Linked DNA regions of Mus musculus: all the other regions are linked to region 1. A link is a contact called in ENCODE Hi-C data. All regions are on one chromosome and are shown on one strand. The core of a region is the stretch at or near the end of the contact, and the rest is flanking DNA. Distances in the headings are between cores, read along the strand shown. Region 1 holds the start of Ddx23 (DEAD box helicase 23). Region 2 holds the start of Il7r (interleukin 7 receptor). Region 3 holds the start of Slc45a2 (solute carrier family 45, member 2). Region 4 has its middle 23 kb from the start of Sub1. Region 5 overlaps Cdh6 (cadherin 6). Region 6 holds the start of Cdh6 (cadherin 6). Region 7 holds the start of 4921515E04Rik (RIKEN cDNA 4921515E04 gene).

Evidence for each region. Hi-C counts contacts between places; a loop is a spot of excess contacts on that map.
Region 2: a map of regulatory T cell shows a loop between it and region 1 (28-fold over the local background). The contact joins the promoter of Il7r here to the promoter of Ddx23 in region 1. A Hi-C loop is called at or near these places in 4 of 37 maps with a recorded cell type or tissue (T-helper 1 cell, T-helper 17 cell, T-helper 2 cell and 1 more).
Region 3: a loop to region 1 is called in a map of T-helper 2 cell, with 13 times the contacts of the local background. The contact joins the promoter of Slc45a2 here to the promoter of Ddx23 in region 1. A Hi-C loop is called at or near these places in 2 of 37 maps with a recorded cell type or tissue (T-helper 17 cell and T-helper 2 cell).
Region 4: a loop to region 1 is called in a map of T-helper 1 cell, with 20 times the contacts of the local background. The contact joins the enhancer-like site here to the promoter of Ddx23 in region 1. A Hi-C loop is called at or near these places in 4 of 37 maps with a recorded cell type or tissue (T-helper 1 cell, T-helper 17 cell, T-helper 2 cell and 1 more).
Region 5: a map of T-helper 1 cell shows a loop between it and region 1 (13-fold over the local background). The contact joins the enhancer-like site here to the promoter of Ddx23 in region 1. A Hi-C loop is called at or near these places in 2 of 37 maps with a recorded cell type or tissue (T-helper 1 cell and T-helper 17 cell).
Region 6: a loop to region 1 is called in a map of regulatory T cell, with 17 times the contacts of the local background. The contact joins the promoter of Cdh6 here to the promoter of Ddx23 in region 1. A Hi-C loop is called at or near these places in 2 of 37 maps with a recorded cell type or tissue (T-helper 1 cell and regulatory T cell).
Region 7: a loop to region 1 is called in a map of T-helper 17 cell, with 30 times the contacts of the local background. The contact joins the promoter of 4921515E04Rik here to the promoter of Ddx23 in region 1. A Hi-C loop is called at or near these places in 2 of 37 maps with a recorded cell type or tissue (T-helper 1 cell and T-helper 17 cell).

The regions. Positions count from the first base shown.
Region 1 is chr15:98,661,231-98,665,065 of GRCm38, forward strand. Ddx23 (DEAD box helicase 23) reads right to left here and starts at 1,659. Exons shown (of 17, transcript NM_001080981.1): 1 at 1,593-1,659.
Region 2 is chr15:9,527,766-9,531,600 of GRCm38, forward strand. It overlaps Il7r (interleukin 7 receptor), which reads right to left and starts at 2,111. Exons shown (of 8, transcript NM_008372.4): 1 at 1,896-2,111. The coding sequence starts at 1,977.
Region 3 is chr15:10,999,077-11,002,911 of GRCm38, forward strand. Slc45a2 (solute carrier family 45, member 2) reads left to right here and starts at 1,645. Exons shown (of 7, transcript NM_053077.3): 1 at 1,645-2,125; 2 at 3,752-3,835. The coding sequence starts at 1,741.
Region 4 is chr15:12,017,571-12,021,405 of GRCm38, forward strand. No RefSeq gene overlaps it. Among named protein-coding and RNA genes, the nearest start is that of Sub1, 23 kb to the left of the region's middle. Within about 2 kb of position 2,124, at least 1 of the 3 ENCODE cell types and tissues checked has a DNase peak (open chromatin) inside an H3K27ac peak, as active enhancers do.
Region 5 is chr15:13,028,739-13,032,573 of GRCm38, forward strand. Cdh6 (cadherin 6) reads right to left here. Exons shown (of 12, transcript NM_007666.4): 12 at 1-3,835. Among named protein-coding and RNA genes, the nearest start is that of Gm35018, 61 kb to the right of the region's middle. Within about 2 kb of position 2,111, at least 1 of the 3 ENCODE cell types and tissues checked has a DNase peak (open chromatin) inside an H3K27ac peak, as active enhancers do.
Region 6 is chr15:13,171,689-13,175,523 of GRCm38, forward strand. It overlaps Cdh6 (cadherin 6), which reads right to left and starts at 1,987. Exons shown (of 12, transcript NM_007666.4): 1 at 1,826-1,987.
Region 7 is chr15:18,367,659-18,371,493 of GRCm38, forward strand. It overlaps 4921515E04Rik (RIKEN cDNA 4921515E04 gene), which reads right to left and starts at 1,969. Exons shown (of 12, transcript NR_045711.1): 1 at 1,740-1,969.

The sequences.
Region 1 (3,835 bases), core at 409-2,908:
TGGTCCCCAGCATCCACATGATGGCTGGCAAGCAAGCACCTGCAATCCCAGGGGATCCTGACGCCTTGCTGTGACCTCCTCAAACACTAGGCACTCAAGTGGTGCACAGACATAAACACATGAAAAACACCCATACATACCACCACCACCCCAAAAAACACAAGAATGAGGAGAAGTCAAATCATGAAATTGTTAGAAACCAGGGCAAAGGTGCTTGGATTTCAACTTAAAACCAAGAGTAGGAACTAGAGATTTGGGGGGGAAGTGGAAGTTACTGGTGACTTTCACTACAGCTGTAGGGAAAAAAAGGAAAAGGAAAACAAAATAAAGACAGGGGGCTGGGGAGATGGCTCAGCGGTTAAGAGCACTGACTGCTGTTCCAGAGGTCCTGAGTTCAAATCCCAGCAACCACATGGTGGCTCACAATCATCTGTGATGGGATATGATGCTCTCTTCTGGTGTGTCTGAAGAGAGCTATAATGTACTCAATCCACTAAATAAGTAGATTTTAAATAAGAAAAAGAAAGAAAGAAAATAAAGAAGACACTAAGCTTGAATGGCGTTTGTCTGGGACAGAATGAGAACTGTCAATAGAAGCAAAATACACTGTTAGGGGCCCGTGCAAAGGCATGTGACTCTCAACGTCATCTCAACGAGAACATTTGGAGAACTTTAAGCAGAGTATAATACGACCAAAAATTACATTTGAAAAGAATTACTCTGGTGACTTACAAGGAAATATGTAGACTTGGTTTTTGTTTTTTTTTTTTAATTACAGAAAATGCTTAATAGTCTACAAGTGTAATCATAGCACTAGGAAGGTGAAGGCAGTACTGAGCGTCCAAAGACAAAATGGACTAGGCTGCATACTGAATTCAAGGCCAGCTTAAGCTCCAAAAGACCCGGGCTCCAAAAGACCCTGGCCGTGCTTCCCAGTTCTCTGTAGGGCAAAGGCCAATTGTTTTCATTTAATTGTTCATCAAGCGCTACTATATATGCAACATTCAGCTGTAGGCCCCGTGGAAACTACAAAATGAAATTCTGTCCACAGGAAGCAGCAGATGGCACAAGACACGCCAAGATAAGAACGTTCAGGCGAAGAATCCAAAGTTGCCGGTCCTTTCCATTCGTAAAGAGGATATGGAAGGGCCCACAGAGGAAGTGGCTCGTTTTAAAGTACGAGTAGAATTTGAAGATGTGCAACTGTGGGTTAGGGTTAGAACTAATCTCCGGCCGAAGCACTAGTTGGCAACCCCGAGCCGGAAGGCATGGGGTGGGTTCTGGGAGCACATTAGAGTTCCTGTCTGGCCGAAGTAAGGAAACAAGAATTAAGTCAGACTGACGTATAACAAGGGCGATGTCCACGGGCCAAAGTCTAGGCTCATAATACAGTCCTGGAAGTGGCCTGTGCCCTGGGCAGCCAACACTGCTCCCGGGGCCCGCGCCCCTTTCACTCTTGCCCGCCGGAGCTGCCCTGGCTCGTGCCCCTTCCCTGAGGCGTTCTTCCCCTTCCGGGCTGAGGCTACGGCTATCTTCCCGCTCCTCACCCACTCTCCAAACTCGTGGGAGCCGCCTCCACCGCCAAGACTCACCACCCCGCGCCTGAACCGCCTAACGCGGCCTCAACGTCGCCGAACAGTCGCCATCTTTCGCGTTTCCAGATCACGGAGGAGCACCCAGGCCGCGCGGCAAGCCGGGAAAGGGAGTTCCTGGGCCTGCACCACGCGAGCTGACGAATAGGCCCTGAAAACTACCAATCCCAGAATGCACGGCGCGAGGGCCGGCCAGGCCGTAAGGTCTTCTGGGTAATGTGGTTTGCCAAAGGTTCGGTGTTTGTAGGAGAAAGAATTTTCCAAGTGTTGTCTTTCTACTTACAAGGTTCTTCCGCAGCAGTCTTTCTGGAATCTTCTAGTAGGTATTGCAGTTGATTTCAGTCAAAGCTGGCAGCTTTCAGCGAGAAAGTTTATACGGTAACAAATAATTTGCTTTTTTTTTTTTTTTTAAAGATTTATTTATTCATTATATGTAAGTACACTGTAGCTGTCTTCAGACACACCAGGGAGTCAGATCTCATTACGGATGGTTGTGAGCCACCATGTGGTTGCTGGGATTTGAACTCTGGACCTTTGGAAGAGCAGTCGGGTGCTCTTACCCACTGAGCCATCTCGCCAGCCCCCCCCCTTTTTTTTTGAAAAGTGTTTTTTATAAAAATTGTGAGAGAGATTATTGCCTCCGTGGATGAATGGAAGATAATGAACTAAAGATTAGTTCACTGGAGTAGCTTAGTACTTCACAATGAAGGTAGTACAGTTTTCACAGTAGAACTACTCCAGTCACAGGAGTAACCTTGGGGCCCCGGCAGGATGAATGCCTGAACAACCCCAGGGTACCCACTGTCCCCCTACTCCCAATAAATAATAAACTAACATTTCAGAGGTTTCCCTGGAAGGACTTCCCCCTCAAGTATCTTACTATTTATTCAACATTCCTCATGGGACCTTGCTTCCTCGTTTCCCTGGTCTTCAGGAACTGCCCACTTGGGCTACTTGTTATTGTTGATGTCTTCCTTCAGGTTCTCCATACATCAGTCCACCGAATTTTTCTTCTAGTCGTAGACCCACTTCCTTTCTCTTGGGTTCAAACAGTACCGTCAGCACCCGCTGAAACAGAATACAACATTGTGCGAGGTAGGATGGTTGAGATTAACCAGGGTACCCACTGCCTCCTTTTACATTTTCCATCCTCGGGTTTGCTTTAATCCCACATAGTTGTTGGTCTTTCTACTTTAAATTTATTCTATTTTTATCTGCATTGGTGTTTTACCTACATGCATGTCTGTGTGAGGGTGTCAGATCCCCTGGAGCTGAAGTTATAGACAGTTGTGAACTGCCCTATGGATGCCGGGAATATGAACCTGGGTCCTCTGGAAGAAAAACCAGTGCTCTTATCCACGGAGTCATCTATCTCTCTAGCCCCAGGTCTGGTTTTTCACTCTGGGTATTTTTTCAGTTCTCAAACAGGGTCTCAGAATACACCCTAACTAAAAAACTCAGCTACGCTGACAGTGGCTCAATGTCCTATAAGGAGACTTTTGGAGAGCTCTTGTAGCCTCTGATATTGCAAATTCTAGTGCAGGGAGGACTTGGTCAGTCTGAATCTACTGGGTATAATGAACACTAGAGGGCTCTCCACTCTCAGAATTAAACCCTAACACCACCACCCCCCCTTTTAAAGAAAATAAAAAATAAAAAGGAAAGAAAGAATTTTTTTTTTTTTTTGTGGTTTTTCGAGACAGGGTTTCTCTGTATATCCCTGGCTGTACTAGAACTCACTTTGTAGACCAGGCTGGCCTCGAACTCAGAAATCTGCCTGCTTCTGCCTCCCTAGTGCTGGGATCAAAGGCGTGCGCCACCACGCCCGGCAGAAAGAAAATTTTAAAAAAAGAAGAAAAAAATTCACACACAAACCAAAAACTTGACTGACCAAGGATTGGTTGGAACTTTTAAAACCTTCCGTTATTGTTTGACAGTCTTCCAAGTGTCTGGCTCCAGGCTTGACACTTAGGCTAAGGCTTCTTGTGTTAGTCATCATAAAACTATGAACTGCGCATGACCTTAGTGATAAGGAAAGTATAGCTCACTACATCTCCATTCCAAGTCCACAAAGTTGAAGAACAGAAGGGGATCTGAAGCCCAGGGGTTCACTTGATCTCTGAGACCTTACCTTTCCTTATTTCAAAATACTATTCTGTATACACATACACAATTATTGATTATTTAGATTTATTTATTTTGGTTGTATGTGTATGATTTGTTGTTTTTTTTCCTTTTTTTTT
Region 2 (3,835 bases), core at 861-3,360, about 89 Mb before region 1:
TTGGAGAAATCAGTATGAAAGGCAATATGTGAATTATAATTATGCAAATATACATGCAGCATTTGGAGTTTTTTTGAAAAAAAATTGTAGTATATCAATGGAAGCTTTTATTCTTACTGTGGTTTTGACATTATGTGGAACAATGGTCACAGTGTTCAATAGGAAGCATCTAAGCATTAAGTAAAAATTCTAGGTATAGAAATTTAAAGCATTTGGAATACATATTCTAAGTAAGGCAGTGTCATTTAGAAGACAGTGATTACTTGATGAAGAGCTTGAACTGTCAGGGCTTTTGCGGTTCCCTTTGCTTGATTTGACTATCCTTTAGTTACTAGAAAATTGACTAGTAGATTGCTGCCAGCACAAAGTGGGAGGTATCGTGACATGCCTATGTGACGCATATGGGTGGTTATGATCATCAATCTAAAAACATTTCAAAATTTAAAAAGGTGAAGTGAAAATCCTGTTTAACAGCAAGAATTTTTACTTTTTTTTTTTTTTTGTAAGAAATAGCATGGCCAAGAGGGAAGCATAGGGGCAAAGGATTGTACCAAACAGCAGCATGGTTCTCGTGCTTCCTGCCAGCTATTTGCACACATTTAACATGAGATAATGACTCTCCCTCACCAAGTGACTCATGCTCCGTCATGCTGAAGAGTGTGACTCCTCTGATGATTCTCTTCATAAGAACATGCAAGGGTTTTCCATCCTTGCTGATTACAAAGTAAAGTCACACAAATATCTAAGCTTAGGATGCACAACTAAAGGCATTTGACTGAAGAGCTAAACTACAGAGCTAGGCTGATGTGTATTGATACTGTGCATAAAGAAAATACAGATGTATTTGATACAAGCTTATGCAATGTAGCTTTAACTGGTCTGGAACAAAGATGATTTTTCTGTCTCAGCCTCTTAGGCTTCAGGACTACAGGGATGTACTACTGCACCCAGTTTAGGAATGCACATATAGGCCAGCCATGGTGGTGTCTGCCTTTAATCCTAGCACTCAGGAACCAGAGGCAGGATGCACACACACACACACACACACACACACACACACGCACATACACAAAGACACACACACACACATTCCCCTTTTAATGGTGTGTGTGTGTGTGTGTGTGTGTGTGTGTATGAAAACAGTTTAATTAATTTGTAGAAACAAATTGGAGATTCACATTCCATGTAGCTGCTGTGTCTGCCAGAGACGTTTGAGTACAGTCCTGTAATTAAAATGCCTATTTTTAAGAAGTCAAGGTCTAAGTATTTTATGGATTCTGAGGAGAATTATGATGACCATATAATGGATTCTCTGAATATAAAAGCAACCCTGTGTATTTCAAAGAAGACACCTTCCTTAGCATACTACTGAATTATTCATCAGCAATCTAACATGAATCTGCCAAAGCTAAAGTATGTTGAAGAAATACATTATAGAGTAACTTCTAAACTCTAGACACTAGAAATACAGTTTTGGTGAATACACAAACCTCTCGTTTCTGGCCATTAATTTATCATGGGTATCTAGGGTTTTAGAACTCCATAAACAGTCAAAACAACAATGGCTTGATTTTTCAGTCTAATACAGTTTTGGAAGCGATCATCCAAAAAGCTCCAACAAAGAACTGATATGAGGTTTCTTTTTTGAAATTACCAGCATACATCCACATTTATGAGCCAGAATTTGAATGAAACTCAATGCTTCTTGACAGTTCTTGAGAGTTACAAGCCATTTGCAGTATTGTCATCATTCCCTCTGTCCTGGTGATTAATACCCACAAAACAACCTAATTAGTGCTAAATTCTTGCTTGCCCTGTTAGAGAACTGTGTAACTTGATCATATATGCTACAGGTAATCTGAAATCCTTTAAAAAAGGAGTTAGAAATGACTCACCATCCTGGGCATTTCCACTTTCTCCAGAAACAGCTTGAATTAAGCAGAAAACTATAGCGAAAGCTCTACCCAGAGCCATCATTCTGAGAGAGAGAGAGAGAGAGAGAGAGAGAGAGAGAGAGAGAGAGAAAGAATAGAGAAGAAGCACGCTTGTATGTGCAAGTGAATGAGAGAGAGGGAGACCCAAACCAGCTCTGTGCCTGCTAAACCACAGACAGGGAACTATGAACATCACAGAAGAAGGCAAGTGCCAGAAACAGGAAGTCTGAGCAAAAGGATTGCTGCTGTAAGCAGAGGTAGAGAAAACGGAGAGGTAGAGTGTGACTTTTTTTTTTCCTGCATCTTGGTATTCCCTGAAGCTCCTGAACTTAACTGCTTACTTTTGAGCAAGGTGGTAGACTTCAAGTGATGCTTCAGATGATCTCAGGGTCCAATGTAACAGGATCACAAGGCCAAAATCCACACTTACGATGCTCCTCAGTTGGTTGGGGATGCTCTTGTTTTAGGAATAATGATGCTAGGATAGAGTTGTCCCACTTAGGGCTGAACCCTCAATGGTCACGCCCAGTTCTCTGCTCTCTGAGAGAGAAGTGAGAAAAGAGCTTCTCTAATGAGAGGCAAGGCTGCACTATTCTATGGGTATAAGGACAAATGTCTAGAAGACAGTTTGATACTCTGTCTTTTAAACAAACAATAGTCCTGTGTTTTCCCCTATGCTCTAAGACCTCCCTGGCACGGGTTCGTGGTCAGATTTATAGTACCAGCCATGAAACACTCCCCTCAAGAACTCAGGGAACACCATGGAGGAGAGAAGGAAAGATCAGAAGAGGCAGGAGCCAAAGAGAAATACAGTGAAATTATCTATTATAAAAATAATAGGATCTTTGTGTTCATAATTTCACAGAAGCTATGGTTGTGACACAAGACTGGCATGAGATCACACCAATCCACATTCCAATATGGACAGAGCAGGTGTTCAAGAGGCCACATCCCTAGCTGAGGCCCTCCTGGCAGGTTGACAAATACCAGGCGATTAAGAGTTAGTTTTCTTTAAAAGTGTGTCCCATGGTAGGTTGCTCAAGCTCTAGTGGGCAGTTATACACTCATGAGCACAAGAGCTGAACTAAGTAGGTTCTGTGGATCCTTTTCTTAAATCATTTTAAGAATTGATTAAGTTATTTATTTATCCTAAATTCTGACTGCAGCGCCCCCCCCCCCATCCTTTGCTCCCAATCCCTCTTTCTCCCTTCCCTCCAACCTTCTCTAACATTCTTCCATTTCTCCACAGAAAAGGGGAGGCCTCCCTTGGATATCAACCAGCCTTGACATATCAAGCTGCAGTAAGACTAGGCACATCTTCTTCTCTCGAGACTAGAAAAGGCAGCCCAGTTAGCAGAAAGGCTTCCAAAGGCAGGCAATGTAGTCAGAGACAGCCCTGGCTTCGGTTTTAGGAGTCCCACATGAAGACCCAGCTGCACAACTGTTACATATGTGCAGAGGGTCTAGGCTTGTCTTGTGCATGATTTCTGGTTGAAAGTTTAGTCTATATGAAAACCTATGTGCCCAGGTTAGTTGATTCCGTAGTATTTCTCAATGTGACCATGACCCCTCTGGGCATCTTCAATCCATCCTCACTCTCTTCCATAGGATTCCCCAAGTTCCACTTAACGTTTGGCTGTGGGTCACTGCATTTGTTTCCATCAATGCTAGGTGAAACCTCTCAGATGATAGCTATGCTAGGCTCCTGTCTGCATGTATAGGAGAATATTATTAAGAGTGTCGGAGTGGGCTCCCTCTCATGGCATAGGTGTCAAGCTGGGCCAGTCATTGGTTTGCCCTTCTCTCTAATTCTGTTTCATCTTTTATGCCCGCACATCTTGTAGGTAGGACAAACTATGAGCTAAAGATTTTGTGAGTGGGTTGGTGTCCCAGTTCCTCCA
Region 3 (3,835 bases), core at 395-2,894, about 88 Mb before region 1:
AAAATTAAATGGAAGGGATTATAGAACAGTCTTACCATGAAAGCTTGAACTGCCTCAAATCTGCTGCCAAAATGTTGTTTCACCGTTGACTTGATTTCAAAATTTAAATATTCTGGGTTTAAATATACACATGAGTTGTGTATAATATTTGGGTGCCTTGATACACAGTTTGAGAAACATCAAATTAGGATCTGCCTCGGGAAGAGCAAAGACGAGGCACACCAAGAATTTAAAGTTCTGCCACCAAGCCTTATTCCTGAACTATTTTTAAAGGCATTTTTTTTTCCTAAAAGATTTTCCCTGCCGGATCCAGTAAGGAAAATGTGACCCACCTGACGTCTTTAAAACAGAGAAAATTTAATTAGAAGAATGCATTTATGATACAAATCAATGTAATATAGTAACATTAGTAATATGTAACAGGCTCTCTCTCTCTCTCTCTCTCTCTCTCTCTCTCTCTCTCTCTATATATATATATATATATATATATATATAAATGAGTAATAAAGGCTCTCATATATATATATATACATATATATATATAAAGAGTAATAAAGGCTCTCATATATATATATATATATATATATATATATATACATATGTATATATATATATATATATGAGTAATAAAATGACATAGTGAGGCTATCCCGGTATGAGCAGAATCAAAGAGCCAGGACTAGACCTAGGGCTGCAGTAACAATAGCTACGGAGAGTTAAAGGGACCCAGCAGTCCAGTGTGGCTACTAGACAACTACTAGATTCATAGTGGGCATTCAGTCAATGCCAAAAATATCTCAGGATGAAGAAAATTGGGACATACTTGGTTTTTTTGTTTGTTTGTTTGCTTGCTTGTTGTTTTCCCACCCCTGACTTTTCACCAAAGCTTCCTGCTGTCCAAGTATGCCTAGAAGCCAGGGAGCAAGGGAACCTGGGAAATGTAGTCCCATAGGGCCAAGTAAAGTAGGCGGTGACTGGTACAAAACAGACTGTATATACTCTATTCATTCAACTCCTGTTTGTTAGCAGATATTTTGGGAGGACCTAAGAGGTGCAAGGCTAGATGCTAGGGATGCCATAACGACCAAAATCGACCTGATCTCTGTCCTGAGAGCAAGACCGGTTAACACAGGATGTAAAAAGCACCGAGTGCAGCGAGAGAGAAAAGTTCACGGAGTTAAGTGACAGCCAGTGGTTGGGGTGAAGACTGGGGCCTGGCACAGTTTTAGCTCTAGTTAATTTGTCTTTTAAGCTTTGGGTAGAAAGTGTGAATTCTGGAAAACAGAATATCCAGATCTATAGAGAGAAGTTTATAGAAATTATTGGATTATTTACATTTTTAGTTAGTCTCTGTCTAAGGAAACTTTATGATTTTTAAGCTATGAAACTAAGAGGTGTACAATTGTGTGTGTGGAAAGACAGACAGAGAGAGAGAGAGAGAGAGAGAGAGAGAGAGAGAGAGAGAGAGAGAGAGAGACTGACTGTGTGAAGGAAGATCTTTAGAGAGGCACAAGCATTCTAAGGACCCCGAGGGCTCACAGCAGCTAATCTCTGTCATGCTTCCGAGTGCCAACGCCCCCTTTGCTTCTCACCGTAACTTGTGATCTTGGAGGCATGAAAGAATTTCAGCCCCTCCTCCAGCCTGACCATCTCTGTTGGTTGCTCTGACAGGCTCCATGTCAGACCCGGTTTGGAGCACAAATCTGAGGACCACGCAAGAAGGCTATTTTCTCCGTGGTCATGAGTGGAAGCAATGGGCCGACTGACACCCATACCTATCAATCCTTAGCCGAGGATTGCCCCTTTGGCTCTGTGGAGCAACCCAAGAGATCCACAGGGAGACTTGTCATGCACAGCATGGCCATGTTTGGCCGAGAGTTTTGCTATGCGGTGGAGGCAGCTTATGTGACTCCAGTTCTGCTCAGCGTGGGCCTGCCTAAGAGCCTGTACAGCATGGTGTGGCTCCTAAGCCCCATCTTGGGATTCCTGCTCCAGCCTGTGGTGGGATCAGCCAGTGATCACTGCAGGGCCCGTTGGGGTCGCCGGAGACCATACATCCTGACTCTGGCCATTATGATGCTCTTGGGAATGGCTCTGTACCTCAATGGAGATGCGGTCGTATCAGGTAAGTGGATCGCACAGATCCCATAGTTAACTGCTGGGTTAAAATGTCATCAGTATTTTTTAATGCCGCATAGAAAATGGCTAGAACTAACGTTCTCTCTCTCTCAGCATGCAGTGACCTCCCTCCCACCTTTGGATGACCCCGAGCCTGGGGCTGAGGGGCTTTTACTTCCAGAACCATCTCGACGCTGCCTTTTATTATTGCAAGGTTTTAAAAATGGGATTGAGCTTATATCTATTTCATCAAATTATATTCTTAAAAATTATTTTTATTTATTTACCAGTCGAAGGAGTTTTGAGCCACTTATGCCTCATGGAAGACTTTGTTAAATTGTCCAGCTATAAGCCTTTGTAACAAACTACCTGCTGTGTACAAATAAGGCCTAATTCTGGGTGCTTAACATTTTAATTGGTTTAGGGCACAGGCCTGTCAGCTCTGGGAGTGCTTTTGCATTGCAAATTCTGGACGAAGAATTTGGTGTTAAAGCAATATTTCTAGCTGCAAATTAGCTACTAAATTCTATGTACTTGGTGACAGTATATTGGAAAAGAGACCCTGAGGGGCACATATTTCAATACCATTTATGCCAGTAGGAAGTGAATGAGTATGATACAGCTCAAGCAGGTACCATTTTTATATATTTAGGAGGATGTACAAATATGGAAGTGTGAGATATAAATAGGAAATATAAGTACTGGAGGTAGGAAAGAGAGGAGAGGTTTATTTTTCTCTTTTATACAGGAATGTTTCAAATATGTTCATATATTACACACCACTCTTAGGTTAACAAAGCAAACTATAAATCAGGGAAACAACTTTATCATTCTTGACAGATTCGGTAGATGGACAGAGCATACAGATAGAACGGATCTTACATAGGTGTTAAAAGCGCTACAGTGCCTGTCTCGATAAACCAAAGGAACTGGAGAGGGTTGGTTGGGGATAGACAAGGTTTTCATTTGTCTGGGCCATTCAAAAGTGTGCATGGAAGGGCGATGGAGCCACAAATTCTCATACTCACTCCCCATACCGGCCAAGTCAGAGTCCTGGAAAATGGGGCCAGCAATCTGTATTTTGACAAAACAGTTAGGATGGCAGTCAGGTACTCCAGAGACTGAGGAGCCCCATGTTTGGGTGCCTCTGTACAACTGTGGGTCCACACTTGCATAAAGGGGTGCCTCAAAGAGTAGCTGTCACTGCAGCTGGGATTTGAAGAATTGTGTCCATCTTATTTCATATTGTTATTATTTTTAATTTAAAGAGATGTCATTTAAAATGTGTAACTCAGTGCTCTTTAGAACAGTCCCAAGATCACGCAACCATTATCACTCTATTTCTAGGATATTTTCATACCCCTCCCCAAAGAAAGTCTCCACCACTGGAAGTCACTCCCCATTTTCTCCTATCACCAACCTATATATTTGTATTTCTACCTATGCATTTGTCTTTATGAGGCATCCAATTGGTACTTTCTTAAACATGGGGGGTGGGGGGAAGCCATTTTCTAGATGTAAAACCCAACCTACAAAACCAAAACAAGGTGATTTGATGGGAGTTTAAGTGAAATAAAAAATATGTGGGTTGTTTAAACCTGATTTAGAAGGCCTATGTTTGTTTTTCTTTTAGCTTTGGTTGCTAACCCAAGGCAGAAGCTGATCTGGGCCATAAGCATCACCATGGTAGGTGTGGTTCTCTTCGATTTTTCTGCTG
Region 4 (3,835 bases), core at 874-3,373, about 87 Mb before region 1:
ACAGGTATGAGCCGTTGTATTTACAAAGTCATTTCATACAGCTAACCAACTGACAATAGGAGTTGCTGTTCTCCAGATATGGAAAGCAGCAGTGAAATGGATGGTGGTACAGCTTTAAGTGCTCTGACACAGGATGCTCCCAGCACAGTGGTGAGTGATTGGCACCTTTTCTTGTGCATCCTGCATCCGTGGTAGCCACAGGAGTGTGTGTGTTGGGGCGGGGGGGGGGGGGGAGATAGGTTCTTTTCTGCCTCTGCCTCCTGGGCATGCACAGGGCCAGGGCCAGGCTTCTCCCCTTCCTTCAGCTCCATTCCCTCCTCTACTGGTTCTGCCTGTCACTGCTGCTCCGCAGCTCTCTGCTGGTAGCATCAATTTTTCATTGCTTCAAGGTGGGCCTCTGAATATGCGCAGAGCCGCCCTCTGCCCGCCCCCGCCCCGCCTCACCACGGACACCTCCTGTACCCGAGGCTCTGGGACAGGATAGAGATGGACCATTAATTCCCAAAGTGTGTCGTTGTTTCTGTGGCTGTCTTCCTGAGGATAAGTCTGGGGTGGCTTTGCAGATTCCCTGAAAGAGTGAGTAGAGGAGAGAGTAGCAGGAGGAGGAGGAGGAATAACAAAAAAAAAAAAAAAAGCTACAAACGGGGTCGTGTTTTAGACCATGAACATTTCAAGGGCAGGCTGTATACATTCCTGGCACTTTTTAAAGGGGACAGCCCTTGTACACTGTATCCTACTAAGCCTCCTATTGGTTATTTCTGCAGCTTTGCCCCCCCCATAAGACTGGGCCCAAGGGCCCTGTAAATATCCAGCCAAACACAAAATTCTAGAGAGTGCAAGAGTTATAGGTCTCTGGACTTTATAGTTTTTATGTTAAATTAGTTAAGGTTTCCAAAGAAACACAATCAATAGAATATAAGGGGTGGGGGGAGATGCAGGGAGCAAGACTGAAAGACATTGGCTCAGGGTTGAACAGTTCAAATTTGCAGGGTGGTTCAGCAGGCTGGGGGCCCAGAGGAAAGGTGACGACGCTGCTCAAGTCCAAAGCGGCGAGCAAGGCAGGCTCCCTGCTCTGCCTCTTAGCGTCTGCGTTCTTTTTTGTTAAAGTCTTTGACAGACTGACACACTCTGGATAATGAGGTGTTTGACTCAAACCAGAAAAGCATCACAGCAATATCTAGCCTGGGGTATGACCAGGTGGACGCATAAAATCAACTGTCACAGTAGTCCTGTCCTACAAACGGATCTAAGAGACCAGGGCTACATCTGAGTGGAGGCCGACAGACAAGCCCCCCTACGGAGTACCTTTGCAGAGATCTGGACTTGAACACCATAGAGAGTCAGCAGTGTCAGCCTCTGTGTGCCTAGTTACTCCATCTTGTGCAGACTACAACTGCACTGGAATCCCAGGCCCCCTCCTCAAATAATCCCAATGTTAGCATGAGCCCCTCCTACTTGGTGTCTTGTTGATCACCTCGCTGCTACTTCATGGCAAAGAGTGGATCCTCCAAGTAGACCCACACCAGAGTTACTGCATGCATTAATGTGAGGGCTTGGAGCCCTTCTGGAGAGGTCACAGGTTGGGGTCCAACAGCCAAGATAAGCAAGCATAACAGAAAGATGGCTAGCAGGGAGCCAGACATTATATTTGCCACTAACAAATCTTAAGCACCCTACCCGTTTCTCTACATAAAATGGCAAGGCTGGACCCGTGAGCCAAAGTTGTATGTTTCGTGCCAGCTTTAGTGAGTTTTCATCCCATTACCCCACTGCACTGTAGGCTCTGATTGATTGCAGGCGGTTCCACCCATAACCAAACTGACAGCATTTCGGTATTGTGTACACAATATACGAAGAAACTACAGACTGCACCCCTGCATCGAGTGACTTCAGATCTAATGGAGGAATGATTCCATGATGGTGAATTCAGCAAGGAACACTCTGGTAAAACCTTAAACTGTGGAGATAATGCAAAAATCAGTACTATCTGGGCGTTTCTGGGGACAGATGGGTAACAGGCACAGCACACGGATTTTTAGGGCATTGAAATGTCTCTGTATGAGACTATGTTGGAGGGACATATGGCTTCCCACATTGTCCAAAACGCAGGTAGATAGCGCCAAGAGCAGGCGGAATGAAAACGATGTATTTTGGGGAGACTGTGCAGTGTCGGGTTCACTGATTTGCACCCACGGCGGGGAGGGAGGCGTACGGGGTGACAGTGGGGAAGGTGATCCACGTGCAGAGGCAGGAGTTACGGGTGGAGGTGCTAAGGGGGTGTCTGTGCATTAGTTATAAATTAAATAAATAAATTTTGGTTTTGCCCTTTTTAAAAATTTTTTCTTTTAACATCTGAAAAATACATTCCAAGACTGGTTCAAGTACCCGTGATTTCATGGAACACCCATCTCTGACAGCCTTTCAGCTTCTTGTCTTTAGGCTGTCTCTAGCAGTCACAAGATGGCTGCCACAGCTCTGAGCTCTGTATCTTTCAACGAGCATAGGGAGGCGTCCTGAGAGAAAGCACACCTAATGGGGCTATTTGCCTGGTACGCTCTGACTTCCCTCCCCCAGGAAAGAGTTCTTGGCAAATGTACAAGAGATGCCCGCTTTTTTCTTTTCAGCTGTAACTCTGCCACGCTCAGCACCAGAGGATAATCCTGGGAAATGGACCTGCTATGATTTGCCTCAGAATGCTTTTGTCCCGGCTGACCAAAGAAGGAAGAAAATGGCTTGAAGGATGAGAAAAAAAATTGCATCCATATATAAATGCGTGTATACACAGAGATTCATTTGTTCATACAGAGAATGCACATTTCTTTACTATGTATAGCCAAAGGAAAATTCAGGTATTCATCTATTTAGAGGGAAAATACACATATTTACTTTCGATACATAAAATCAAAAGAAAATACAGCTCATTGTATTATCATGGAAAAAATACATATCTATATATTTTCTCTCTATTTTTTCTTTCAAAAGAGAATTCTAGAAAATGTTACTTTGACAGAAAGACAGGCAGCTTTTCTCTATAGGTGTGCTTAGCTGGAATATCCACAACAAAAGACAATTATGGAAAGAAACACAAGCATGCCTATTGACATAGAGACAGCACATGCCACACAGAGGGAACATCAATGAAAGCAGCTCAAAGTGGTGCCTGAGAACTCTGGCATCTTTAAAAAAGAACAGTACATTCGTAGAGAAAAGAAGAGGCAAAGAAAAGTGGTTTTCCCGCTTCTAGCTGTGGGAAACTATGGTAAGGTGGCCACAGAGAGGGCGCCATTAGGGTAAGGTTTGGCTGCAGAGGCGTCTCTGGGACGGCCATCCAGGAAAAGAAAAGTACAGTGTTCTTGAACAAAGTAGGTAAAGGGAAGAACTTTTCACTTTGCAGCTTTCTAACTGTCTTTAGCACACATAGATTTTTTAAGACTAGGGGGCAAACTTTCTATTCTGGTGTCCTTCAAGTCAGGTGACCAAGACACAAGCAAGGGCAAAGGGGAAAGTCAGCTCTGAGGCTAAGCACATAAAGTATAAAGGGGACGAGGGCGGTGGGCGGGGACGAGGGCGGTGGCGGGTCTCACTGATTATACTGTCTTGGGTCTTTTCCTTTTAGGGCCTAGTTCCAGGTGACAAAGTCGGGACTACAGGAGGACATTGTAGCTGGTGTTCCCAGCATCAGGACTGTTGGCTTGCTTCTGAGAACAAATTCCCCCAGAGCTTTGGGGGGGGTTGGGGGGGAGGTCATTAAGGTCTTCTGTGTTGAATGTGCAAGTGAGAACAGAAAAAAACCAGTTTCCCTAACATGCATGTACTGATTTCCTCAGATATGCAT
Region 5 (3,835 bases), core at 861-3,360, about 86 Mb before region 1:
CGTTACAAAAATTGATTTGCAAAAGGCATATTTACTCTTTGTGAGAAATCACTTTTTTAAAGTTGCATCCTTTTCAAATTTATAAGACTAAGAAAAGAAAACCAACTAAAAGAAGCCATGTCAAGGAGTGGTGTTATCTCTCATTTGACTACAACAGAGGGCCCAGCCACACTGAGCTACCTCATTCTCCAAACACAGAAAACTTTGCCACGTAATACGTAAGGCTACAGCAAGCTGCCGAACTAGGCGCAAGGATAGAAGCCAGCCCAATTGTTTCCATCCTCCGTTCGTTCATCTTGCTGAAGACACGAACGGATAGTGGACTCCGGCCAGTAGGTCTTCAAAGGGTGGCATAAGCTTCAGTTTATACTTGAATTATTTTTTAAGTAACTACAGTAGATCACCAGAAAGCCTTTATTTTCTTGGTTTAGAAATCACAAGTCACAGTAGGAGAACCCAAACGGCCTTAGCTTGGTATTAGAGAAGACGCACACAGCGCTTATTACAAGGCCTATTCTGATGCGGCTTCCTTTCAAAGCAGTAAGAATAATTGCAAACAGAACAGCACAGTGGGTTTGAAGTGTTCCTGCGTTTCTTCTGAGCAGATCTATTGGACGTTTGTTGTACAAGCATTCCCCGTGAGTGCCGAGTGATTCTACATATGGGTTTTTTATTTTATTTTATAATAAACACTAAACTAATAGATCATAGAAAACTAAAAGCTTACAGAAGGTGCTCCAGATATATTTACATAAGTAGCATTAGCCTCACACGAAAGACCAAGATCTCATTACAGAGGGCTGCTTTTTCTACAACACTGAGTCCATTTCTCATTTGTCAAATAACCTCATGTGAAAGGACATTTGAGTTTGTGGTCCAAGGGTTTTCTTCTTCTTCTTTTTCTTTTAAGGGAATTAAGCAACTTGTAAAAGGTCTTTTGAAATTAATCTAATAACCGGGTGTCTCCTCGGCTAAGTGCCCTAGTCTTGTCTGAAATATGGCGGGTAATGGCCTTTGTTTCCGTTTGACCTCCTCTTAACACTTTCATCTGGTGGCTCTGGCAGGCTAACGTTCCCCCCAAATTAAAAAATGAGAATGCACCATAAATAAGGTATTACAAAATGGGGAGATTAAAGATTGTCTCAGCAATGCTTAAATTAAATCGATGATGCAGAGACCATAAACTCCTGGCTTTAAAAATGAGCTATTTCTTTATTAAGTTTTAACAAGTCTGTGAGCCGATGTATTTGCTTCCTAACAGGGTATTGCTCTTTGCATTAAATATTGTCAGGGTCTGGTATTTTCAGTAGAGAATTACCCCTTTTGAAAATTATTCTGTAAAGATGTCAAAGGAAGATTTAAAACTCTGCAACCATGATCGTCACTGAACTCTGAGGAGACCACAATGTAATTCCACTCTCTGGCAAAGAAAACACGCTTGTCAGAACTCAGGATGCAACCCATCGTCCTGAAAATGGCCACACTAGTTATTAATCTTTCTGCCCGTATAATCTGAGAAAGAAGGTTGGGTGGAGTGTTAGTTTAAATACAGTAAACTGCCTGTATCCTGCCCCCCCTTCTACAATGTAACAATTCAAAAATAATTTCATCTAAATAGAGTAAAAAATAAAATTACAGCAAAATGATTTTTTTAAAAACAAAATGGAGCCTGTCTTTTAAAATAGCAGATATTTTTACTTCTTAGAGTGGTTTTCCAAAGTTGTTATGCTACTTCAAACATAGTATTTGGGGGCTAAGAGAATTTATTTGGTGGCTGTAAAAGAAAAGGCATTTATTTGATTAGAATAAGCACCTCATTCAAATATTTAGCTTGCACCTAGGAATCAACTGTTTTTTTCTTTTTTGCTGTTATGTTTCTATGGTGCTCAAGGCTGCAGAATCTCAGAATGCCTTGTTGATATTTTATAAATCCTTTTCCTCTAGGAAATACCTGCTTCCACGATAAAGCATTCTACATAGAATATTGTTCATGAGACACACAGATTACATAATGGAAACATTAACAAGTTATTTTGGCTTCTCAAAACTTGGCTCTTCTGAGATCCAGAGTCAGTTTCTTGTATAATAACACTTTGAGGAGTGGAAATGAGAACTAAGCCACATATTTTTATCCTGAATTAAAATGAAATCACCAGCTTTGTTCCATCTGAAAATAGAGTGACTCTCTAGCTGAACCTCCAGAATGTGAAAGTAGGGAAGTCGTATTTACATTGCCCAGATTTCCACTCCTAGGGTCTCATGAAATGGTCTGCACATCTTTCCAAATTGATTTATTTACTTATTTGAGGACAAATGTTTTCAGATTTTTCTGAAGAAAGCAGATAGTGAGGGAATTTTAACCTAATGCACAATGGCTCAATGTTCTTTAAAATCTCAGCTTATTCTAGGAAGCATCATAAGAAGTTTAAAGACCCTCTTTCTGATGAAAAGAGGTTTAAAGTTAGACAGGCATCAGTGCTCTTGAAACAACCTTGTATTACTACCCAGTCTGCTTATGTTCAACAAAGCAAATGCTAAAGTTGGACCCCTCCTGCTCTCTTGTCATTCTCATTGCCTGTGTCTGTAGATCAAGATACAGATAATATGAAAAGTGGGCTGAAAACTGTGTTCTCCCCCTCCCCCCCAGAACGGCATTTCAAGTTGGCTCAGGACTCATCCCTCAAAGAAATCTGTCCGTGGGGATGTTCTTAACCTGGTATTTTGGTGGGAAGCAGAAATTCAGAGAGAGATGAAGTTGGAGTTCCCATTTGCTGTGTGATGATTCTTAGAGGCAAGAGTTTCTCTGAACTTGACACCTACAGGACTCAAATAGTTCAGTTTCTTTGCAGATTTGCTTCCCCAACAATCTTTGCGATAAGACAATAAATAGTTATTTCAATATTGAGTCATAGTCATCTATTCTTGGTATGATGTGTGATTTTTCAGGGTGAGATTAAAAAAAAACTTTGACCAATTACCTGGCAGACAACTCAACTTCCTTTCAAGGAACACTTGCACTCAGAGGAGAGGTCAACTTTATCCCAAAAGGTTGGAAATTGCTCTTGTCAGCCCTTGGAAATTTAACACCAAACTTCACACCAGAAGCTCAAAAGGGCAACTTTAGATAATACCTTTCTTTTTAAGAACTATGTTTCTTGGTTCAATTTGTCACATAATGTAAGATATAAGATAGAGCATTCTAATTTTACAATAAACTGTGTAAAGTGCAGTTCTTGTGATTCTTAGTAACTCTTATTAATCTTCCTTGGCTATCTTTTTTCATTACTTACCTGCGAATGGAATACATTCAGTGAAGCCACCTTGTAGCATTTGTTTGTGTTCCTGTGTGTGTGTATGTGTGTGTGTATGAAGAATTAGAAAAATAAAACCTAAAAGCTGGAAATAGCCTAAGCATGAAATACTCATCACTATTCGGGATATCCCATCACAAACAGGAAACCATTCAGGAAATACAAAGGGCAATGTGGTTGTAAATATATATATATATATATATATATTTTTTTTTTTAAACTGTATTCCAAATTCCGCAGTTCTCCCGTTCCACAGGTGCCACCTTTACACCTGGGTAACACACCTATTTAAAAGTCAACTAAACAATAGTGTGTTTCTACACAGAAAATGTGTTGATAAAACCTCACCCTGAAATGGAGATGATACTAAGATTATCTCTATAAAATGAACATTAATTGAAAATAAATTCCTATGACTATTAAGAGAAATCAGCACATTCTTAAGTATATATTATATATGTATGTACAGAGCCTTTTTTTTTTAAAGTTTTCAAATGAGGATGTTTTCATTACAGTACTTTGGA
Region 6 (3,835 bases), core at 737-3,236, about 85 Mb before region 1:
TCCCTTTCTGGTCACAACTGGTTTTCAGATTCTCCAGAACACCAAACACAGAGTCAGGCAAGTGCTCCTACACAAAGGACTGTGCTCAAGCTAAATTGGGAGGAGAGTTTGTTATCTTCTCCTCGCTCCCCCCCTTCCCCCCAAAGCAGAAAGAATCCCGAGGATTTTCCCTTTTCAGGTAAAACTATCAGCAAGAACAGAAAGAAAAAAGCCAGCTTTGGCCCGCATTCACATGGCAGTTACTCATTCTCCCGAGGAGTTGTGCATTAACTGGCCACATCTCTGGCTCCCTTAGAATCACAGGGAGGAGTTTGCACACACACACCCGCCCCTGATAATTAACCACCGCAAAAGCTCACAATTAGCATTCTCCCCCCCCCGCCCCCCCCAACACAGAAGTACGCCCCAGACACACTGTTAAAGGAAATAGCTTTTCTGGTTCGCACTGTGTGACTTCAGTAAGTGAAAGTGAAGAGACACAGACCGATAGAGCTTGCAGTGACTATCATAAAAAAAAAAAAGTGTCTTCATAGGAAAAAAATGAGTGGGAGAGAGAAATGTGTGAATGTTCCACGTGATTAAACTTCTTGGTTCTTGAATGTTCTCGGTAGTAGTTAAGTTAGGCAACCAGCCCCTTGCATACAAAGACCCTCACGTAACTTCCCATAAAATATGGATTTTATTGCAGCAGCGACAACATTTCTCAGTACCACATTGACCTCGCCAGCATCTCCCATCTCGAGATGGACCGTAACTCTTGGCAGGCGAATAACTACGGAGGAGGAAGTGACCCCAGCTCTGCGGCATTATAGGACTCCGCAACGACCCGCCTTCATTAAATTCCACATGAACGCCTTGGGGACTTCACTCTTGCATCTGACACCTCACATCAGACGCACCAGACCTCCTGCTCTCCAGTCTAAGGAAGGCATTCTCCCTCAGATGTGTGTGTGTGTGTGTGTGTGTGTGTGTGTGTGTGTGTAGCCTTGGAAGAGCACCAGCGAGCGGCGTCTTCCACATGACTTTTCCCTGGACAGTGTGCTCCATTTTCGAAGTCCAGTGTCGGACTTGCCTTGCAACCTAAGCATTTCTGCTCTATGAAAGCCTGAAGGCATTGCTAGGAACATGCGAGCTAACAGTTTTCTTTAAGCTCGTTCTCTCGGCCAAACCATCTCTGTAAGTTTGCCTTATTGGGAACATTCCAGAGTTTCCCGACTACCTGAATTAATTTCTGCGTTACTCTCAAAGCCATAAAAAAAAAAAAAAATCCCATAACTCAGGCCAAGCAGTCACCACACAGACCCTTGTATTGTTGGGTAGGTGGAAATCAATCAAGCCCCAAACGGCTCCACCGCTCCGGCACTCACTAGCGCCCTTGGTAATTGACCAGCCAACTTTGCAAAGCTAGGGCTCCACTAGCCGCCTCCGCCAGCCCCGCGGAGTGGACCTCGGCAGCAGCTTTCTCTCCTCCACACTGTTCCCTGCCACCCCCCGCAGAACCCTAGGCGTCTCGGTCTTACCAGGCGGCGGAGGAGCGGCGCCCAGGCTCCCCGGGAAGCGGCGCCGGTCCTGGGCAGAGGCAGCAGCGCCACCAATGCAACCGGACTCGCGCGCAAGCCCGCCCGCACCCCAGCTCCCAGCTGAGCATCCCTCCCAACTCCGTGCACCGCAACACCCGGCGCAGAGGACCGCTCTCTTTCTCTGATTGGCTTCCATCAACGCTACGGAATTAAAATAATAGCTATGTATAAAGAAGAAAGAGAAGGCAAGGGAGAAAAGAAACGCACGCACAAGCTCCCGCATTGGCAACAGAGACCGAACCCACCTCGGTTTGCCTTCCGGCTCCTGGGGACACCCTGCCACTCGCCCAGGATGCTCCTGCCTCCACCACGGTCTTCTGCTCTGTGCTTCTTGCTGCTGTGGCTGGAACTGCAGCTCTCGGGATGGGAAGGTTACGGCTCCAGAGAGCTGGCTCTTGTGGGCACACACTGATTTGCAAGTGAATGAAGTGGGAGGGAGCAAAGAGAGGAGGACTTTGTTACAGAGGCCCAGTGCCTGCCCCCGCCCGCCCCCTCCCCTTGACAGAATGACTCCCAGTGTTTGAAGTCCGGAGCAGTTCGCTCTCTGGAACACTCCCGCTGCCCCAGGCTTTCCCTTCCTCTTTTTTCTTATATATTTTTTAGGGGGGACGGCTTAAGACATACTGAGAACTTGTGTGACTCTATCTGATCTTTCTTTTTAAGCTATCAAAATGCACCGTGTTCAATTACCAGCAGCGGTCGGATGTTCTTTTCTAATAGCCCAGGCAATTAAGATTCCCGGGGACACGACATGGTACGGCGTGGCGCTGTGAGCCAGTTTGGGGGGGAGACAGTACGCACGACCTGCACTCGAATAAAATAACCCCGGTCTTCTGAGGTAACAATACCGACGGCTGTTCTGTATAACATAAACAGACGCGAGCAGACAGATTCATGAATGTCAGTCTTTGCTTCTCTCATCTCAAGAACACTTTTTCCCCCCTTGTAGCTTCTGGAGCTCTGGCGCTGTTGCAGAGTGGGTAACCCCAGAGAGCTGTAGCATGAAGTCATATGCCCCCGAGAGTGTAGAAGCGGTTCAAATCCAAACGCCCCGGGCTCATCAATGTCTTCGTGGCTGATCCATCTTTCTAAATGAGCAGATAGCAGGGCACACTGAACTAGCAGAATAGGATATATATTGATATTTAAGACGTATTTGTTGTGTTGAGATCTTTCTGGGAAGTTACTGAAGCAAGATAACGTCTATGTGAAACTCCTTGATACACATAGCTGTCTGGATGGGTGTCCTTATACTCGAGAAGAAGTGACTTCTCTGAAGGGACTAAGCTGCAGAAGTCTTAAACACGTCAAAGCATTGTTAAAGGAGAATCATGCCTTTTCTGCCTAGGAGATGCAGACACGTTGCAGTCAAGCACTATTGGATTAAGAAAATTAAATCTAATTACCACAATGGTTTCACCCCGGGTCAGCCACAGACCCAAGCCAGCTGTTTCTGCATGTTACAAGCTCGCAGCAAGATTTCCATTGCATGGTGCTTTAGTGACATTCCAGCCACTTGGCTTCTGAGTGATCTAACTAGCTAGAGGTCGGTCTTCTTCCCAAGAGAGCTCTTACTAGAAAAAAAAATCTTTTGTGTCCCTAATAGAAGTTGAGGCATTTTAATGAAGCCCAAATCAAAGTATTTCTTCCAGGCAGCCGGTGCTTCAAAGAATTGTATGTGGAACGGTCTTAGTCCAGATGTTCTGCACATGGATGCTGGCAAGATTTGAAAAGCCATCCTTGGGATGAGGAGATAGATGCCTGCAGTTTGCAGAAAGGAGGCTGAACATGGTCTCTTCATGTGGGTATTTGAACTGCAGTGGAGGAGGGATGGGGGAGAGGACAGCTGGTTCACATTCATTCATTCCTCAGGTTGTAGACTTCTTAATTTGAAAGATTACCTTGGTATGTCTGTACAGTCCTTTACAGCTCACAAAGTATTCTTATAGACCATTTGATGGGATTCTTCTGCTAATATGATTTTTTTTTTTGGCAGAAAGGACAGAGGAAATAGATTGATAAAAGCACAGTAAAGGTTAAGGACTATGTCTAAGATAATAAAACTAGGAAGGAACAAAAGGCGAAATACCCAAATGTGTACATGCCAACTAGTGTATATCCACAAAATGTATGCAGATATAATTTACTAACATGTGTGATGATAAATTAATAACGGAACATGTGCGAGTATGTTAAAAACACATTTTGTAAGATTGTCTCTAGCAGACAGATGTATAAATTAACTGATTTTATGC
Region 7 (3,835 bases), core at 719-3,218, about 80 Mb before region 1:
TATCACATAGCATATGTAATTGATTCATAATATATGTTATTTCTATATATATGATATAATGCAAAATATGCTATAGTAAAAAGAGAAAGAGAACAATATAAGAGAATTTTGTCTCTTCCCTATTATATCAAGTAGGAAACACAACTTAAGAAAGGACAGAAGGTAAAATTCACAGTCATTTGGCTTAAATCATACCAAGCATTCAGGTGACAACTGGAAAATTCATAGAATCTTCTTTCAAATAGTGGTGTAAGTAAATCACAGATACCTAAACATGTTTCAACTAGTGATTGGCTGAGAATAAAATCTTAGTGTATTAAGATGTTCGTGGCTGATGAGCAGCCTGGCCAATTCCTTCCCAAACACTACAGTCTACATGCTTCTCAGGAGTCCCTCAGTGACCAAAGACACAGGTGAGAATTTTGCCCAAATACCCATGCCAGCTGGGACACTCACACAACCCAGCAGACTCAGGACGTACCCACCCTTCCAACCCCCACCCTGAGCTCCACCTCCTTTACAGTTTACTTCTCCATCCAGGTTAGACCAGTGCCAGATACCAACCCAAAAACTACAGCCTGTAATTCTCCTAGGAGTTCCATGGTAACCAAGGACACAAGAGGTCTACATTAACCAGGGTCACAAGAGGCCTGCTCTAACCAGATTTTAAAAAGAGGCCCACACTAACCAGAGACAACACTGTTTGCCTAGAAGGAGACCATCACAAACTCACTTCACAGAGCTCTACCTGCCCCCAAAGAGGCCAGTTCCAGTCAGAGACACCCTGGCCAGTTAACAGAAGAACGAGATGGACAGAGGCAAACATAAAACCATAAGCAACCTAATTCAATGCACTATTAGATTGGTACTATTAGGACCTAGTTATCCTACCAAGCAACGCTCCTTCCCTAACACACATGAAAAGCAAGACTTAAATTCCCATCTCATGGATACGATAGAGACCTAATGTAAGATATCAAGAACTCTCATAAAAAATAAAGGAAACAACAGAAAGCTTATATACTCGAACTTGATCATGGAAAAAAGGAAGAAAGGGAGAGAGAGAGAGAGAGAGAGAGAGAGAGAGAGAGAGAGAGAGAGAGAACAGAAAGAAAGAAAAGACTGATCTTGGTTCCAGATCCCTCAGTGACTAGTCTGGACAGGTGAGTGTGCGGACTACAGAAGCTACACAGCTTCTGGAACAGACCCCGTTTAGGCGCCAGACATCCAGGCACCTTCCCCGCCAGAGGAGAGGTATTCACACTGCCCAGGAGGGTTCTGATGCTGAGCACCTGGGGGAGGCATCTTGGGTCCCAGATCCCACAGTGACTAGTCTGTGCCAGTGAGAGTGTATATTACAGAAGCTACACAGATTTTTAGACAGGGAGAAGCAACACAGCTTCTGGGACAGGCCCTGTTTCAAGCCTTCATCTTCAGCCAGGAGGCAGGTCTGAACGCCAGATATCTGTGCACCTTCCCTGAAAGAGGACAGCTTGCCTACAGAGAGTACTCTACTCACTGAAACTCAAGACAAAGCTATACTCCCAGGTCTGATAACAAAGGCTAACAGAATCACAGGAGGAGCAAGCTCCAACCAGAGACTACTATAACAACTAGCTCCAGAGGTTACCAGATGGCGAAAGGCAAATGTCAGAATCTTACTAACAGAAACCAAGACCAATCACCATCATCAGAACCCAGCACTCCCACCTCAGCCAGTTCTGGATACCCCAACATACCTGAAAAGCAAGAATCAGATTTAAAATCATATCTCTTGATGCTGGTAGAGGACTTCAAGAAGGACTTTAATAACTCACTTAAAGAAAATAGAGTAGAACACTGCTAAAGAGGTAGAAGTCCTTAAAGAAATAAAGAGAAACACAACCAGACAGGTGATGGAATTGAACAAAACCATACAAGACCTAAAAAGGGAAGTAGACACAATAAAGAAAACACAAAGTGAGACAACAATGGAGATAGAAATCCTAGGAAAGAAATCTAGAACCATAGATACGAGAATCAGCAACAGAATACAAGAGATGGAAGAGAGAATCTCAGGTGCAGAAGATTCCATAGAGAACATCCACACAACAATCAAATAAAATGCAAATTGCAAAAAGATCCTAACTCAAAACATCCAGGAAATCCAGGACACAATGAGAAGACCAAACCTACAGATGATAGGAGTAGATGAGAATGAAGATTTTCAACTCAAAGGACTGGCAAATATCTTCAACAAAATTATAGAAGAAAACTTCCCAAACCTAAAGAAAGAGATGCCCATGAACATACAAGAAGCCTACAGAACTCCAAATACACTGGACCAGAAAAGAAATTCCTCGCAACACATAATAATCAGAACAACAAATGCACTAAATAAAGATAGAATATTAAAAGCAGTAAGGGAAAAAGGTCAAGTAACATATAAAAGCAGGTCTATTAGAATTACACCAGACTTCTCACCAGAGATAAGGAAAGCCAGAAGATCATGAACAGATGTTATGAAGACCCTAAGAGAACACAAATGCCAGCCCAGGCTACTATACCCAGAAAAACTCTCAATTACCATAGATGGAGAAACCAAAGTATTCCATGATAAAAACAAATTCATACAATATTTTTCCACAAATCCAGCTCTTCAAAGGATAATAAGGGGAAATCACCAACACAAGGATGGAAACTATACCCTAGAAAAAGCAAGAAAGTAATCCTTCAACAAACCTAAATGAAGACAGCCGCAAGAACAGAATCCCAACTTTAACAACAAAAATAACAAGAAGCAACAATTCCTTTTCTTTAATTTCTCTTAACATCACTGGACTCAATTCCCCAATAAAAAAGACATAGACTAATAGACTGGCTACACAGAAAAATCCCAGCATTTTGTTGCTTGTAGGAAACCCACCTCAGGTAAAAGGGCAGACACTACCTCAGAGTGAAAGGCTGGAAAACAATTTTCCAAGCAAATGGTCCAAAAAAAAAAAACAAGCTGGAGTAGCCATTCTAATATCGAATAAAATTGACTTCCAACCCAAAGTTATCAAAAAGTCAAGGAGGGGCACTTCATACTCATCAAAGGTAAAATCTACCAAGATGAATTCTCAATTCTGAATATCTATGCTACAATTACAAGGGTAGCCACATTCTTAAAGAAACTTTAGTAAAGCTCAAAGCACCCACTGCTCCTCACACAATAATAGTGGGAGACTTCAACAACCAATGGACAGATTGTGGAAACAGAAACTAAACAGAGACACATGGACACTAACAGAAGTTTTAAAACAATGGATTTAATTGATATCTACAGAACATTTTATCCTAAAACAAAAGGATATACCTTCTTCTCAGTGCCACATGGTACCTCTTCCAAAATTGACCATATAATTGGTCACAAAAGAGGACTCAACAGACACAAAAATATTGAAATTATCCCATGCATTCTATCTGATCACCACGGACTAAAGCTGATCTTCAATCACAACATAAATAATAGAAGCTAACATTCACGTGGAAACTGAACAACACTCAACTCAATGATTCCTTGGTCAGGGATGAAATAAAGAAAGAAATTAAAGACTTTTTAGAGTTTAATGAAAATGAAGCCACAACATACCTAAACTTATGGGACACAATGAAGGCAGTCCTAAGAGGAAAACTCATTGCCCTGAGTGCCTCCAAAAAGAAACTGGAGAGAGCATACTCTAGCAGCCTGACAGCACACTTAGAAGCTCTAGAACTAAAGGAAGCAAATTCACCCAAGAGGAATAAACTGAAGGAAATAATTAAACTCAGGCCTCAAATAAACCATGTGAAAACAAAGAGAACTATTCAAAGA